Regions from separate parts of the Homo sapiens genome. Here region 2 is linked to region 1. A link is an interaction called in ENCODE POLR2A ChIA-PET data of the cell type or tissue named here. Cell type or tissue: Panc1. All regions are shown on one strand. Each heading gives the region's core, and the rest is flanking DNA. Links, peaks and the distances in the headings are about the cores only. Region 1 has its middle 21 kb from the start of ABLIM1. Region 2 overlaps ABLIM1 (actin binding LIM protein 1).

Region 1 (2,921 bases), core at 330-2,829:
GAAGCAGAGAGATTTGGTCAGATGGCAGCTTGGACACCTACTAGCTGTGTAATCTTGGCCAAATTTCTCAACTTCTCTAAGCCTCAGTTTCCACATCTGTAAAATAGAGATAACAATACTGTCTGCTTTATAAGATTGTGAGGATGAAGTGAGAATATCTATAAGACTCATGGCACAGTGCCTCCCGCGTAATAATGAATGGGTTATATAATTGGCAATTAGAGTTCCATCTGGGAGATTCAGATTCTTGCAAATTATTTATAACGTTGAACAGTGCTATGAATCCAAGGCCTTGATTCTAGTTTGGTAATTTTATTTTAGTTTTATGTCTGTGTGTTTTGCTTATTTTTAATTATAAAAATCATGTAAGAATAGGCTTTCATTGTAAAAATTTCAAACACTACATGAGAGGCAAAAGCTCCCTTTGACCGCTGCCCAAAATTAGGGGATAACAACTATTAGCTGTTTTATTTATCTATTTTATTTTCATCAAAGTAATCCATATTCCTAGTTTTAAAAGGCAGATAGTGTCTTCTCGCATGAATGGGAGACAAAGGAATGAGAGAGCCAAAGAGTATAGAGTTTTTCTGGCCTGACTTCTTAGGATGACGAAAACTGGGGCATTTCTGTTCCAGAATGTGGCATTTCCCAATGAGACATTTTGCATTTTTATGTTTCATGGTTGAATAAACATGCAATTTATTAAAAGGTTTAAGATATTTCTTTTTTTTTTTTTTTTTTGAGACGGAGTTTTGTTCTTGTTACCCAGGCTGGAGTGCAATGGCAGGATCTCGGCTCACTGCAACCTCCACCTCCAGGGTTCCAGCAATTCTCCTGCCTCAGCCTCCTGAGTAGCTGGGACCACAGGCACACGCCACCACGCCCGGCTAATTTTGTAATTTTTAGTAGAGACAAGGTTTCTCCATGTTGGTCAGGCTGGTCTCAAACTCCCGACCTCAGGTGATCCACCCGCCTAGGCCTCCCAGAGTGCTGGGATTACAGACATGAGCCACCACTCCCGGCAAGGTTTAAGATATTTCTAACTTGGCCTGTTTGGTGGGGAGAAAATTAATAGCAAACAACAGGGGTCTGGCAAGCCCTCAGAAGAGCAGGCAGCACACTTTTTCTGTAAAGAGCCAGATAGTAAGATTTTAGGTTTGATGAGACATATGGTTGGTGTCATGCTGCTTTCTTTCTCTTTCTTTCTTTCCTTCTTTCTTTCTTTTTCATCATGCTGACACAGAAGGGCAAGACAGCATGTAGAAATATGCGTGACCTCTTGACGGCTAAGTTCATAACTGGCACACTGTCACTTCTTTATTCTATAAGCCAGATGAGTCACATCATCAATTCCAGTCTCAAAGTGAGAGGGCATTCAAAGTTACATGGCAAAGGGCATGGATATAAGGAGGGGTGATAAATTCAGCCAATGATATAATCCACCATAGCTTCTATGCAGTACCAGTGGTATTGGCATGAATAGACATGCACTGAGACTCAGTGAAATAAAATTATTATGCTCAGTTAACCTGAAATACTTTATTCTTGGTTTAAAAAAGAAAATAAAAAGACAATCTAACCCTAGGGAACTTTCTAACAAACTCAAGGAAATGGTACACAGATGAAACCAATGAATAAGATGTTTATAGAGCAAACAGCTAAGAAATACAAGATTTGAATGCTTTGTGTGATTAGCCTAAAGCATACTTTTTCTGTGAAGGGCACAATAGTAAATATTTGAGTCTTTGTGAGCCAAATGGTCTCTGCTGCAACTACTCAAGTCTGAGATTGTAGCACAAAAGCAGCCGTAGACAATACATAAATAAATGGACATGGCTGCTTTCAACAGAACTTCATTTACAAACACAGGCAGCAGGCATTAGTTTACAGACCACTGCCCTAGACTACTGAAAGAAATAAGAAAGAGTCAGCTGTGGAAGACTTCTTGAAAAAGAATCCGTGGTTTCAAAGGCGATAAAGATTAGTTTAGCTTAACGAGACATGCTTTAGAAATGAAGTCAGAAAACAATTATATGATTGTTCAATAAATTTGCCAACAGGTTAATGTAGTTAGTTCAGTCAGAATGAAAACAATAATGAAAACTCATCATTCTTTCAAAATATTACTTGGTACTAATTATTTCTGCTCTAAAACCCTGTTTGAAAACCTGTTTGCTAAGAACGTTCATGTTTTTGCTTAGCTGGAGAATGAGGAAAAAAAAAAGGATTAGAAATAAAATGAAAGAAATACCTAATTAAAGTGATTTGATTTTATGCCACTTTAAAACATTTATTTGATTGATATGACCTAGATGTGTGTAAAGGAACTAAAGGAATTAAAAAAGAATGGTTGATTTTTAACCATCAGGAAACCATGCAAATTCAAGTGAGTATTTTTCTATTGTCAGTTGTATTTCACCTAGATTTTACTCACCAACTTTCATGTGTTTCCTCTCCATGTTTGGAGATAGAATGAAGCCTGGAATACTGTTACAAAATGAACAGTTTTTTGCTAGAAATCTTTAATACCAGTTTACTCAATTACAGTCAGCTTGTAGTTGGGAACCTGTAGTTAGATGATTTCTTTTTTATTTTTATTTTTTTGAGGCAGAGTCTGGCTGTTGCCCAGGCTGGAGTGCAGTGGCGCAATCTTGGCTCACTGCAACCTCCACCTCCCAAGTTCAAGTGGTTCTCCTGCTTCAGCCTCCCAAGTAGGTGGAATTACAGGCGCATGCCACCACACATGGCTCATTTTTTGTATCTTTTGGTAGAGACGGGGTTTTACCATGTTGGCCAGGATGGTCTTAAACACCTGGCCTCAAGTGATCCTCCCACCTCGGCCTCCCAAAGGGCTGGGATTACAGGCGTGAGCCACTATACCTAGCCAGTTAGCCAGATTTCTGCTGATTAAACCCAGATAC
Region 2 (2,921 bases), core at 236-2,735, 180 kb after region 1:
ATAGAATTTTACAGCTGAAGAGGACTTGAAATTGTCTAGCCCGGCCCTTTGCATTTTTGAGATGTGTGTCCTGAGGCTTGGAGATGTTAAATAGTGACATATTTGAGGCCCTATGGATGGTAAATTGAGGTATGATTCTCAGACTTCCTGATTCCAAAGCTTGTAGCCCTTTCCCTGTACCTCATGTCCACAAAGAATTCGGAACTCTTTTCTGCTCTTCCAGACAAAGGGTTTCATAAAAAATGTTGTGACTTACACTAAATTTTGCATTAGAGTAGATGTTATTTCCCCAGAATCCTGGTTTGTATGCTAAAGTTCATACTTCAATTTAGAGATTAACTAAATAGCAATAATAACTACAGATGTCTGATTTAACCAGCACTATTAAAGGCAAACAATTTTTTGCACTTCAAATGTGTAGGCAGGTACTTTGTAAAACTCACCTAAATAAGCAAATTGTCAGTTGTTCATAGAGTTTCATGCTAGCCACAGTGTAGTCTTTTTATAAAAGCATTTTGAATATGTGAAAATGCAGAAATGGGGACGTGATTTTTTTTTTTTTTTTTTTTTTTTTGAGACAGAATCCGGCTCTGTTGCCCAGGCTGGAGTGCAGTGGTGCGATCTCGGCTTACTGCAAGCTCCGCCTCCCGGGTTCGCGCCATTCTCCTGCCTCAGCCTCCCAAGTAGCTGGGACTATAGGCGCCCGCCACCAAGCCTGGCTAATATTTAATATTTTTTTTAGTAGAAACGGGGTTTCACCGTGTTGACCAGGATGGTCTCGATCTCCTGACCTCGTGATCTGCCCGCCTCGGCCTCCCAAAGTGTTGGGATTACAGGCATGAGCCACCGCGCCCGGCCAGAAATGGGGACGTGATTTTTTTTAAGGAGCAGGGTACAAAGATAGATGGGGAAGAGCAGTGATGGCGCTCTGGTGAGCTCTCTAGCAGCACCGCTGGCCACTCAGGCTCAGGCAGGACGGCTGCCAGTTATGTGCCTGGGGCCAGGTATCTGGTAAACCAACCTTCATGCCGTTGTCTGCCACAACAAAGCTCCTGCTGGGCTTTAAAAGTTTATAGTCAACAGCATCCTCTCTGCAGTGAATTGCAAGCTTATTATCTGTTTCTTATATGAGCGCTATTTAGTCTTTCATTTTGCTCATGATCTGAAATACTTCTCCTTCTCCTAAAAATAACTCCAATTTAAATGATTTTGATTCAGCAACATCTGATTTTTGGTAAATTTGCATATGCACTGCCGTCTGTGTTCAGCTCTGTTACTTTTCCTGGCCTTGTGCACATGGCTTCTCTGTGAACCATCATGGGTGCCTATGTAAGGAGAAATGAAACAGAAGGGTGTCTCACACATGCGAAGGAGGGCCTCCTTTGTCTTGAGCATCTGACCCTGGAGCCTCTCAAGCCTGCACTGCTGCAAAAACAGAACGACTCCTCAATGCCTTTTGACTCTGGCTCACCGAATGTCTTGACATGTTCAGCATCTTGGGATGAAGGAAATACATAGGTCAAGACATCCCTGGCATTACAATGGGCTAGGGTTAGGTTTTTTAGCAGTGTTTTCTTTTTATATAATTATTTTATTTTATTTTTAAGTTCCATAGTACATGTGCAGGATGTGCAGGTTTGTTACATAGGTAAGCATGTGCCATGGTGGTTTGCTGCACCTGGCAACCCATCACCTAGGTATTAAGCCCAGCATGCCTTAGCTCTTTTTCTTAATGCTCTTCCCCCGCCACCCTCCCCCAACAGGCTCCAGTGTGTGTTGTTCCCCTCCCTGTGTCCGTGTGTTCTCATTGTTCAGCTCCCACTTGTAAGTGAGAACATGCAGTGTTTGGTTTTCTGTTCCTGTGTTAGTTTGCTGAGGATAATGGCTTCCAGCTTCATCCATGTCCCTGCAAAGGACATGATCTCATTCCTTTTTATGGCTACATAGTATTCCATGGTGTATATGTAGCAGTGTTTTTACTAATGATTTATAGAGCGAAGTCCTGCCACATGGGGCCTTGATGTAACTTCCATTCATCTTGTGAGTTGATAGAACTCTTATAAGTTGATGTAATTTCCCTTCATCTTGTGAGTTAATAGAACACAGTGACTCTCCTATGCCTGCCCAGGGCATCCAGAGAGCCTTTTACTGGCATCCAAACCACACTAATGTGCCTTCTTTTTGTGAATGACCTTGGGACTGTCTCTGAGCAGAGAGTTATTACATTGTTATTCGTATCATTATTGTTATTACTTTGTGCAATGTGTCACACCATTTTCAAAATGTCTTTTGGTCATCACACCAGTATCATTGTGAGGTAGTTACAGCAGTGACATACTGTATGGTTATTAGTGGTGGTACTGGGTAAGAACACTCACTCCAGAGCCAGACTGCCTGGGTTTGCATCCTGGTCCCACCAGTTCTAACTGTGACTGTAAAGGAGTTATAAAATCTCTTCAGGCCTCAGCTTCCTCATCTTTAAAATAAGGATAATAATACTTCCTGCCTTCTTAGGTTATTGTGACACAAATTGACTAAATGTTTATGGAGTACGTAAAAGAGTAATTGACACAGAATAATCACAGTATCATCACCAGCACTACCATCAATGTCAGCAGCAGCAGCAGCAGCAGCACCGTCATCACCACCACATCATCGTCACCACAATATCATCATTACCATCATCATCACCATCATTGTCTTCATTGTTGTCATCACTGTCACCATCATTACCATCACCTTCACCATTATCACCACTACTATCATTATCACCATCACCATCACTACCATCATCATCATCATCATCATCATTACCACCCCAGCACCACTCACCATCATCATTATCATCATCACCATCACCACCACCATCATCACCATCATCATCTCTACTTTACAATAGAGGTTCCAAGAGCTTGTGATCT

What was found. Peaks named below come from ENCODE experiments on the same cell type or tissue, not always from the same donor. Only the 100,000 strongest peaks of a DNase experiment are listed, where the experiment ranks them.
Region 2: POLR2A ChIA-PET joins it to region 1 with 12 read pairs; 2 of 35 experiments call an interaction of 5 or more read pairs at or near these places.

The regions. Positions count from the first base shown.
Region 1 is chr10:114,677,456-114,680,376 of GRCh38, reverse strand. It overlaps a transcript of ABLIM1 not described here. Among named protein-coding and RNA genes, the nearest start is that of ABLIM1, 21 kb to the right of the region's middle. In Panc1, for the core only: no CTCF peak of the experiment used is centred there; no DNase peak of the experiment used is centred there; H3K27ac peaks cover 2,500 bases.
Region 2 is chr10:114,495,335-114,498,255 of GRCh38, reverse strand. The region is part of intron 6 of ABLIM1 (actin binding LIM protein 1); the gene reads left to right. Among named protein-coding and RNA genes, the nearest start is that of AFAP1L2, 92 kb to the right of the region's middle. RefSeq lists enhancers at 1,239-1,338, 1,469-1,548. In Panc1, for the core only: no CTCF peak of the experiment used is centred there; no DNase peak of the experiment used is centred there.